2 separate regions of the Mus musculus genome follow, and region 2 is linked to region 1. The links are chromatin contacts, found by Hi-C or POLR2A ChIA-PET in ENCODE. All regions are on one chromosome and are shown on one strand. Each heading gives the region's core, a stretch centred on a gene start or an enhancer-like site at or near the end of the contact. The rest is flanking DNA. Distances are from core to core; before and after follow the strand shown. Region 1 holds the start of Hnrnpm (heterogeneous nuclear ribonucleoprotein M). Region 2 holds the start of Angptl4 (angiopoietin-like 4).

What was found. A loop is a pair of places that touch in the nucleus more often than their neighbours do. ChIA-PET counts read pairs that join two places held with the same protein, here RNA polymerase II (POLR2A).
Region 2: POLR2A ChIA-PET joins it to region 1 with 10 read pairs in Patski. The contact joins the promoter of Angptl4 here to the promoter of Hnrnpm in region 1. A Hi-C loop is called at or near these places in 1 of 37 maps with a recorded cell type or tissue (left cerebral cortex). POLR2A ChIA-PET finds 5 or more read pairs at or near these places in 4 of 5 experiments (Patski and embryonic stem cell).

Annotation. Positions count from the first base shown.
Region 1 is chr17:33,683,855-33,689,250 of GRCm38, reverse strand. It overlaps Hnrnpm (heterogeneous nuclear ribonucleoprotein M), which reads left to right and starts at 3,793. Exons shown (of 16, transcript NM_029804.3): 1 at 3,793-3,984. The coding sequence starts at 3,872. It also overlaps a transcript of Marchf2 not described here.
Region 2 is chr17:33,780,103-33,785,700 of GRCm38, reverse strand. Angptl4 (angiopoietin-like 4) reads left to right here and starts at 4,126. Exons shown (of 7, transcript NM_020581.2): 1 at 4,126-4,638; 2 at 4,808-4,918; 3 at 5,054-5,171. The coding sequence starts at 4,309.

The DNA.
Region 1 (5,396 bases), core at 2,544-5,043:
ATACATATATATTTTTAAATGCTACTGGGGATTGAATTTGAGCTTCACATAGTCTAGGTAAATGATCTACCATGGAGTGATATACTCAGCAACAAATGACTTTAAGAGTAAACCAAGTTGGGGGTGGGTGTGTGTGCTGAAGAAATGGCTCAGTGGTTAAGAGCACTGGACTGCTCTTTTATTGAAGAGGACCTGGGTTTGATTCTCAGGATCCATGTAATGGCTCACAACCATCTGTATCTCTAGTATCAGGGGATCCAACTGATACCAAGGATACACATGGTACCAAGACACACAGGTAGGCAAAACACCTGTACACATAAAATAAATCACAAAGGGCCTTTTGTGGTGGTGCATATCTTTAATCCAGCACACAGATTTAGAGGTAGGCAGGCAGATCTTTGTGAGTTCGAGGGCAGCCTGAAATACATAGCAAATTCCAGACTTCCCATGGCTTCATAATGAGATCATGTCTCAAGGTAAAATAAGCCATGTGTGGTGGCATATACCTTTAGTCCCAGCCAAGAGGCAGAGGCAGTAGGAGCTCTTTGAGTTCAAGGCTAGCCTGGTCTATATAGGGAATTCCAGAACAGCTTAAATATTTTATCTTAAACAACAGTGACGACAATGGTAACAACAATAAAACAAACAAAAAGCAAATTAATAATAATAATAATAATAATAATAATAATAATAATAATAATAAAAACTTGACAGTATACCAGGGCCATGTATGTAACTCAATTGTACAATCTTAGGATTTTACTGCTGTGAACAGATACTATGACCAAGGCAACTCTTTTTTTTTTTTATTTGTTTGTTTTTCAAGGCAGGGTTTTTCTGTATAGCTTTGGCTGTCCTGGAACTCACTCTGTAGACCATGCTGGCCTTGAACTCAGAAATCCGCCTGCCTCTGCCTCCCAAGTGCTGGGATTAAGGGCATGTGCAACCACTGCCCGGCAAGGCAACTCTTATAAGAACACCATCCAATTTCGGGCTATCTTACAGCTTCAGAGATTCAGTCCATTATCATTAAGGCAAGAGCATGGCAGCATCCAGGGAGGCATGGTGCAGGTGGAGCTGAGAGTTCTGCATCTTCGTCTAAAGGAGGCTAGTGGAAGACTGACTCCCAGGCATCTAGGTCAAGTGCATTAAAGTCCACACCCACAAGCCTACATCTACTCCAACAAGGCCACACCTACAACAGTGCCACTCCACGGGCCAACCATATACAAACCATCATAGGTACAAAATATTTTTATCATGTGGGAAGTCCTGGTTCCATTCCAAAAGGAAAAAGGTAAGAACAATTTTCACATATTTTTTATTTCCAATTTGCCAGATCCCATAAATTCATTATAACTAATGATAATACTCTCTATACCAATCTGGGATTACCATGGATGAGACCCAAATCTGAGCTTGTTTCATATCTCTCCTCTTCTCTGGGGAAGAAGTTATTACCTTGATTTCTAAAGGTGGGAAGACAGAGGCTCAACATATGAAGACCTTTATCTGAAGTTCTACATCTTTAGGAGCTGGGGATGCCCCAGTGTTAAGCTTTGTGCCCTACCCTCTGGCAGACTCAGGAGAGATGTAGAATATGGCTGTGGTAATAACAGCTTCAGTTGCTCCTCATTCTCTTTTGTTTAGTTGGCCCTGGAATAATATAAATAGACTATTCTCAAATTTGTGGTACTCCTCTAGTGCCTGCCTCTGGAGCACTGAGATTACAGGTATGTGCCACCATGCCGGGCCAGCTCACTTTTGAGTTCTTGTTGCATGCTGAATTATGTAACAGCCCAGGGCTCTTGGCATTTTCCTGCATTGTATGCGCAGGACAGCCCTAAAAGGTGGTTTCTGGAGAGCATTTTGCTTACTTACTGGGTTTTTTTTTGTTTTTGTTTTTGAGACAGGGTTTCTCTGTGTAGCCCTGGCTGTCCTGGAACTTACTCTGTAAATTAGGCTGGCCTCAAAGTCACAGAGATCCACCTACTCTGACCCCCAAGTGCTGGAATTAAAGGTGTGTACTACTACTGTCTGGCAGGAGTCTTTCATTAACCCTACTTCCAGATGAGCAAATTGAGCCTCAGAAAAGCAGTCTCATCATCCCAGTGGGTCCAGTACAGTCTGGTCTTCCCTGTTGTTTTCTGCACCCATCTCTTGCCTAGTACACAGGCTCATGCATGGTAGTATCTTGCTGCCCTGACTGGAAACTCAAGGGGAAGTCAATTTTTCAGAAAGTAAAGACTCAGAGGCTGGAATCTGGCCCATAGGAAGAGCAGGTTGGGAGACTTCGTGACTGGAACAATATGATTGAGGAACAGAGCTGATGTGATCAGGCCTTGGGTGACTGGTGAACTGATATCCATAAAAAAAAAATTTATGTAAAAACACACAAGCATCTTCACTCTTCTGGCCTACCAAGCTTGGTACCTATTTCTCATCATAACTTTGGAATGTAGGGTCCCAGGAAATGGTGTCAGGGTGGTGCCGTAAGGAGAGATAGAATAGGAGGGAGGGAGGGGAAAGAAGGGGAAAAGAGGAGTCGGAAAAGGGTGGGAGGGAGGTTTCTGTTATACATCTCTTCTAATGCTTTGAATTACATGGAGAGTTTTAGTTTGATATTAACCTGTCAAGAATTCTGCATGCAGGGTTGGCTCTGTCTTAGTGGGTAAAGATGTTTGCTGCCAAGTTTGACAACCTAAATTTGATTACTGGAAAGAGAAAATCAATTCCCACATGCCAGCCATGGCATGCTCAAAGCCTGTATTCAATCATTCCCCCTCCATCCCCCCCCCAATAAAAATAATTCCTGCCAACATAATTTTTATATTTTTTCTCCATTTAAGGAAAGCTGATCTCTCCTTGACATGCCACGGACATTGTCAAAGCAGTTGTGGTTACTTGCACAAGATAGAACCTCATCATGTTGGGGTGGGGGAGCCTTGGGAGGCTTCACCCTTCCCTGAAGATCTATTGGTAGTAGATGCTGGAGGAAAGAGGTGTCATTTTCCTCAGTGTTGTAGCCACCTATTTAGTTGCCCCAATAAATCAACCCCTAATCTATGCTCTTGCAAGCAAACCCAACTCAGTAGGTCATAAAACAAAGACAAGGAGGTACATGGAGGAACTTGTTGGAAAGAAGGTACAGTGGAAATGCGGGAAATAAAAGGGCAATGGTAGGTGAATATGATAAAAGAACAGTATAGGGTCAGGGATTGAAGTTGATAGACTGCTAGCATGTTCAAATCACTGGGTTCAATTCCTAGCACTGATTAGCCTGGTTCCTCTGGCCTATCATTCTAGCACTCAAGAGGTGTAGGCGGCAGCTCAGACATTCAAGGCCAGTATTGGCTAGAAACTGTCTCAACAACAACAGCAAAACCCCAAGCAAGCGCAAAATACATGATATACATATATGAAGTTGCTGAAAAAAGAAAAAGAAAGAAAAGGCCAGGCGTGGTGGTGCTTGCCTTTATTTCCTGCACTTGGTAGGTAGGGAGAGGCTGGAGGGCTACATAGTGAGACCCTGCCTCAAAAAAGAAAGCTAATGAGTAAAACAAAACGGAAAAATATAAAGTAAGCTGGACCGACTAGGTCCGTATGTGCGCTCGTATTGTAAGTTCGAATGAGCGACACATATCTCTCCCCCTGTCCCACAACCCAACTGTATCTGCGGACATCGGGAAGTGAGGCCTGCCACTGGAGGAGGCGTGGCCTGACGTCCAGGGGGCGTGACCCGAGGCGAGCAGGAAGCGGGAGCCGGTCGCCGCACAAGGAGGCGTTACTGGTCGTTCGGGGTCACGTGAGCGCGCAGGCGCAGCTCGACAGAGCCCGCTCCCTCACACAAAGCCCAGACGCGGAGAAAATGGCGGCAGGGGTCGAAGCGGCAGCCGAAGTGGCGGCGACAGAACCCAAAATGGAGGAAGAGAGCGGCGCGCCCTGCGTGCCGAGCGGCAACGGAGCTCCGGGCCCGAAGGGGTGAGTAGTCTAACAGCAATTGATCCTTCTCTAACTCCAGCCAGGTTACTTCGCAGCTCCGTTAGGTCTGTGGGCCGCTTTCTCTTCTCCCACGGCGGCGCGGCGTCTGCGCAGGCCTTTTCCCTGCCGAGAGTTGGGGGCGGCCAAGGCTGTGACGACGACGAAGCCAGGAGAGCCTAATGGATCGCCCCCTGCCGACAGCGCTTGCCTCCGCTGCCTCAGCCTCCTGGCTGTCTGAGCGCGTCGTCGAGGCCTCAGGCCTGTGGCCTGGTATTTTATTCTCAGAGCAGTGATGGCGCGCGGGCTGCGGGAGATCAGGGCCCGCAGCACCTCTCACTGGGGTCTCGAGGGTTGAACCATTAAGACTGTGTAGTTTCAACCCTTCAGCATACAATCCATAGTAGTGGAAGTATTCTGTCTCAGTTTCTCAGATCTGAGAAGTTAGGGGCGGGAGGCTTGCGCGTGCGAGGTGTCACGTGTACGGTCGGCGGCGCGACCCGGAAGGTGTCGACATGACTCTTGTTGCGGGGTTCCGAGACACCGGTGTTACCCTCATTCTGCAAGAAGTGCTTCTTCCATTAGAATGGCCCCGGACCCGGGCTCCTGGGCTGGAGTTCTTTCCCCTCTTTATAGTCCTACTTCCTAAAGTGCAGTTGGTACCAATGGGAGAAATGGTCTTTGCTTGCTCAGTGTTCATCCTTAGCAACAGACCTAAAGTGTTCGGGTAGAGGCACCACTTCGGGGTTTCAGAAATTAAAATAGACAGACGTCATCATCCCTTTTTTGGAATCCTGCTTGGAGATCTGTCTAGGGACCTTGATTCGTTATTATAAGTGTCCTAGCATGGCCTGAGGAGTCCCAGCCTTTTGGGAGGAGTGGGAAGCTGCAGGATCCAGAGTGCAAAGTGTGGCCAGACTATATAGAGTGAGTTCAGTCTAGGTTGCCATTTAGTCATTGGGAAATTGAGCTAGACCCTAACTCTCAAAAAGAGGGATGAAAACATAGCAATAACCTGGCACTCCAAAGTCCCTAGATTCGATTCCTAATATCAGACCACAGGGTGGTCTTTCTGAGCCCTAAAAAGTTTTCTTCAAGGAGGAAACCATAAGATTCTGCTCCTGTGAAACTCTCCTCATACTGATATACTAATATATCAGCTTGAGGAGGTCTGGAGAAACATTTTGGTTCTAAAATCAGCAGCCCATGTCTCTGAATTTTTGTTTTCCATCAAATGTATAAGGTGGGAAGTTTTAGGACTCTGGGAGTTGAGAGTACTTAAAACACTTGTTAGTGAAGCATTTACCAAGTAATGGCTATTTTGTTACTGGAGGAAATTTCATATCTTTTATCTTAGTTAGGGAGAAGTAAAACACCATTGGTTAACTGGTTCTTGTGTGTTATTCAGCACTGGA
Region 2 (5,598 bases), core at 2,877-5,376, 96 kb before region 1:
TCACACACCTTTCTTGTGTGGGCTGTGGGGGGGGGGGGCGGGGGGGAAGTAACTTTGACAGGAACCAGGGGTCCAGGATAGAACGCCTTCTCTCCCATGCAGGTGGAAATTACCACCCATCGGGTCCCATCGGGGTTCAAGACCTAGGCTCAGCGCTCGACTGGAGACCAGGCTGTCTGTGCATAGCCCATTGCCCCACACACCATCACTTCACAGGTAATTCTAACTTTTGTCAAGTTGACCATTCATACTAACCATCACAACTAACCTGTGCCAGCCTTTCTATAGCTATTCATTGGTTGGTTGCAGTACTGTAGGTAAACCTAGGGTCTCATGCACACCAGGCAAGTGCTATACAACTAAGCTAAGTTCCCAGTCCAAATATAGTGCCATATTTTTTTTTCCAGTGTGAAGAACATTATCTCTGCTGGGTAAGAGCTCTAACAGTGAGCTGTATCCTCAGATCAAAGCCTTGTACCAAAGCTGGGAGTGTATGAAGACATGGACACGATATGATCCTAGCACAGTGCCAGCATATAATAGGTGCTTACAGAGTTATTGCAACAGCTGGGTAAGAGGGCACATTCCAGAAAGCAGTTTTTAGGATAAAAGCCAGAGCCAGTTCCAGATCCCAAGAGGACAGGAGTCTTTTGTCATGGTTGTACCCAGCAGGTACCTCCAAGAATCTTCAGGTTGTTCTGTACTCTCTGAAGCACGGCACTGAAGAAGTCCATGAAAAGTATGTGGAGAAAAGACTATGTGGGATTTGGGGCTGGAAAGATGGTTTAGTGGAGAAAGTCCTTGACTCACAGGGGCAAGGAATCAAATTCTGATTCCCAGAACCCACAAAAAATCAGGGCAGGCATAGTAACTTCCTGTAATCTCAGTACTCCAGGAGCAGGAATGGGGGATCCCTAGGGCAAGGTGGTGAGCTTCAGGTCCAAGAATATTTCTTGCCCCAGTAAATAGAGAAGGACACTTCGCTTTTCCATACACATGCACACACAAGAGCATGCTCACCTGCCCACGTGTGTGCCCATACATATGTTAATACACAGCACACAAAAAGCTGGTCATGTTGGCAAAGTAATTGGTTTCCTTTAGTTTTTTTAAGACTATTTTTTATTTTGTATGTATGAATGCCCCCCTGGAGATCCCAGAAGAGAACTGATCCCCTGGAACTGGAGTTGTAGATGGATGTGAATCACCACATGGGTTCTCAGATCCAAACACAGGTCTTGTACAAGAACAGCAAATGTGTGCATGTGTCTGTGTGTAGCTGTGTGCACACGTGTGCAGGTGCCTGAGAAGGCCAAGAGGGCACTGGGTCTTCCAAAGCTGAAGACTCAGACAGTTGTGAGCCCAGAGTGGGTGCTGGGAAGCAAATTCATTTGCTAGGGTATGCATGCTCTTAATCACTAAGCCATCTTTCTAGTCCCTGTTTCTCTCTCCCTCCTCCATCTATTCATTTATATTGCTTATGTGCATGCCACAGAAAACTGTTGAGGTCAGAGGATAATTTTGGGGAGTCCTTTCTCTCCTTCCAACATATGGGTTCATGAACTGTAGTCAGATCATCAGACTTGGAAGCAAGCATCTTTACCCACTGAGTCATATGACCAGCCCTAATTTTGTTTTGTTTTAATTTATTTATTATTATACATAAGTACATTGTGTAGCTGTCTTTAGACGCACCAGAAGAGGGCATCAGATTTTGTTACGGGTGGTTGTGAGCCACCATGTAGTTACTGGGATTTGAACTCAGGACCTTTGGAAGAGCAGTCAGTGCTCTTGCCTGCTGAGCCATCTCACCAGCCCTATTTTGTTTCTCTTACAGGTGGACCTTCTTGCTACTATCCTCTAAGTGCTAAGATGACAGGCATGCACCACCACACCCATCTTGGTGGTTTTTCTCTGGAGGCAAGAAGACTTGGACAAGGAGATGGCACATGGACTAGCATGGAATGGCTATGAGCTGTGCCCAAAGGCTGATGTTTGGAGAGAACAGATGGTGGATGTATGAATTCATCCCTTGTTGAGGGTTTTCTGCCTACTCTTCCTGTCTGCCTGTCACTGCTGCTGGGATCAGCCTGGCAAAAGGCCCAGCTGGTCAAGTGTACAAGCAGTGGCCTGCATGTCAGCCTTGAGGCATGCAGTTTCAGATTCCAGAGGTTTGCTGCTGGCTCCCAGCCCTGCTGACTCAACTTGGGGGTTTTTCAGTCAATTTGCCCTAAGGGTCTTCTTGTCAGACAGGTTTTCTGTGCCAGGCTTCAGGGGAACTGTCAGAAAAAGGAACACCAATGCAAACTTGTTGAATAAAAACTTAACCAGGCAGCATAAACAAGGAAAGCTGTCTGCCCCACCCCAGTCCTCTTTTGTCTCTGCCTTGTCCCTCTCCCCTGCTCAAAGGTAGGATTTATACACAAACTAAAAAACTCAGTACAGGATCTAGGCTGTATGGAATGAGTGAATGAATGGATGGGTGTGGAAGGGAAATCTTTGCTGATGTTCTCTAGATTGTTTGCTTTTTAAATTTTTTTTAAAAAAGATGTATTTATTTTATTTATATGAGTACATTGTAGCTGTCTTCAGACACACCGGAAGAGGGTATCAGATCCTATTACAGATGGTTGTAAGCCACCATGTGGTTGCTGGGAATTAACTCAGGACCTTTGGAAGAGCAGTCAGTACTCTTAACTGCTGAACCATCTCTCCAGCCTGCTTTTTAAATGTTTAAATGACTGTTTTAAATTGTGTGCATGTGTGTGAGTGCCTGAGGAGGTCAAAGTCACCATAGCTCCTGGAGCTGGAATTATAGGTGACTGTGAGCTGTTGGACTTAGATCCCCTGCAAAAGATGTAAATGCTCTTAACTGGTAAGATAGATTTCCAGTTCCTCCTGGCTTTTTTAGTTGTTGTTGTTGTTGTTTTGTGACAAGGTCTTCTTCCTGGATGGCCTGGAACTTCACTATGTAGACCAGGCTGACCTCAAACTCACAGAGCTTCCTCCAATTGCTTCTTGCTCTGCAGTGCTGGGAGTTAAAGTATGCATAACTATGAATTGTTTTTGTTTTGTTTTGAAACAAGGTCTTGCTGTTTCAGCGTTGACTGGTCTGTAACTTACTATGTAGAGCAGGCTAGCTTGTAGCTTGTACTATTCCCCTGTGTCCTGCGTGATGGGTTTACAGGTGCGTGCCACCAGTTTTGTTGTTGCTGTTGTTGTTTGGAGACCTGGCTCAGAGTAGCCCAGGCTCTCTTAAACTCACTTGTGTAGCTCAAGATGAATTCCACACTCTTCTGCTCCATGCCCCAAGAGCTGGGATGACAGGTCTGTCCTCAGACACTGATCCTCCTTTAACGCAGGTAAATTCCTGGACACCAAGACCCCTGGTGGTGGAGGACAGGCAACAGGAGGAAGCCTAGGGTTGCAATCTCTACAATGTAGACAGAAATCCCAGCTATTGACTATTTGGCCAGGAAGAGGTGACTAATTGAACAAGGGTGTTAGTGATCCTCACAAACACATCTGCAATGACGAATGCTTGAGCTGGAAAGAGCGTGGGAGCCAGAAAGGTGGTGGAAGTGAGAGTGGGGGCAGGGGTTCCGCCTGGTCTGTGGATTAAAGATCTCAGGAAGCCTCTAAGAGGCAGAGAGCAAGGTTCTGTAATCCCCCACTTGCCATCTGAACTCAGCCTACCAGGGAGAGAACTTTCTGCCACGTAACTCTGCCCTACTTTGCTTTTGACTTGAGAAGGGGTCAGTCAAGAAGGCATCCACGTAGCGGGAAGGGGAAAAAAAAAAAAGAAGGCATCTACGTCCTGATTTGTACGCCCTTTCCTCCATTGAACCGGGCTGGGATGCGGGCTAGGGCTGGGAATTTCCGGCCTTAGGATGAACCATGCAGTGCACAGACAGTCACGTCGCTTATTAGGTCGCAAGGAAGGCGAAGCAGCCATCCCCAAGAACTCTTCATACACACACACACACACACACACACACACACACACACACACGCCACACACACACACTCGTAACTACAAAGCCTGTGGCATTGCACCCTAAAACTTGGCCACTCGCTCCGCCCCCGGGCCCCGCCTCCAATGCTCTCCCTCCCACTCCCACACCCGCTTTATAAAGTGGGGCTTTAGGTGCAACCGTGAAACGCTTATGAGCTACGGGCTCCAGATCTTCTTCTGCACCAGAGCAAGTCTAAGTCTGAGCCGGCTCCCCCAGAACTCCAGCTGCTGGGTCTTGAACTCCTGCGTTCCGGAGTCCTAGCGTTGCTGCACCCAAGGCCACCCCCAGAATCATGCGCTGCGCTCCGACAGCAGGCGCTGCCCTGGTGCTATGCGCGGCTACTGCGGGGCTTTTGAGCGCGCAAGGGCGCCCTGCACAGCCAGAGCCACCGCGCTTTGCATCCTGGGACGAGATGAACTTGCTGGCTCACGGGCTGCTACAGCTCGGCCATGGGCTGCGCGAACACGTGGAGCGCACCCGTGGGCAGCTGGGCGCGCTGGAGCGCCGCATGGCTGCCTGTGGTAACGCTTGTCAGGGGCCCAAGGGAAAAGATGCACCCTTCAAAGACTCCGAGGATAGAGTCCCTGAAGGCCAGACTCCTGAGACTCTGCAGAGTTTGCAGGTAGGCGCATCTACTAGGACTCTGACTCTACTTAGACTAACGAGTCTAGTACTCCAGGACCTGGGTGGAGAAGGGCCTCAGAGCAGACTGTGAAAGGGTAGAAGGGAGGGTGAATAAGAGGAGGTTGCCGACATAAAGCCAGGTCTTCACTAGCCTTGCATATCTTCAGACTCAGCTCAAGGCTCAAAACAGCAAGATCCAGCAATTGTTCCAGAAGGTGGCCCAGCAGCAGAGATACCTATCAAAGCAGAATCTGAGAATACAGAATCTTCAGAGCCAGGTAATTACCCCAGCAATTGGCCCAAATGGGAAAGAGGAAACAAAGTGGGGGTGAAATGTAGTGATGAAATGTGGCTAAGCAGTTGTTATGGCATGAGTCAAAAGATCTAACCACCCGTTTCCTGCCCGGTCTTAGATAGACCTCTTGGCCCCCACGCACCTAGACAATGGAGTAGACAAGACTTCGAGGGGAAAGAGGCTTCCCAAGATGACCCAGCTCATTGGCTTGACTCCCAACGCCACCCACTTACACAGTGAGTATCTCTGGTCTTTGCTGTCATCTGGCAACTCCCCAACCACCCCACTTGCCATTCCAATCCTTAGCCTTCTTGTCAGGTCCACCTTAATAGGAAAGAAAGAGATTCTGGCCTTGGGTTCCTGTGGGCTCACTAGGCTCTCATCAAGGGTATTTTTATATATTGCACCCTCTTCACTTATGATCCTGCTTGGCCAGACCACCCCACCATTCTTTCCCAGCAAGAATCTTCCCAAAATCTTATTAGCCGTTAACCAGAACAAGTAGAGGAAGGCAGATCATAAGGAGCTAAAGTTTCAGGGGTTCTGGGAGATGGTGGTGTAGCTCAGGGACATCATGCAAAGGAATCCAGGGCTGTGTGTGGATGTGTGTGCGTTCCCGAGGTTTGGAACCCTCCAACATCTCTTGATGTAACTATAAAAGGG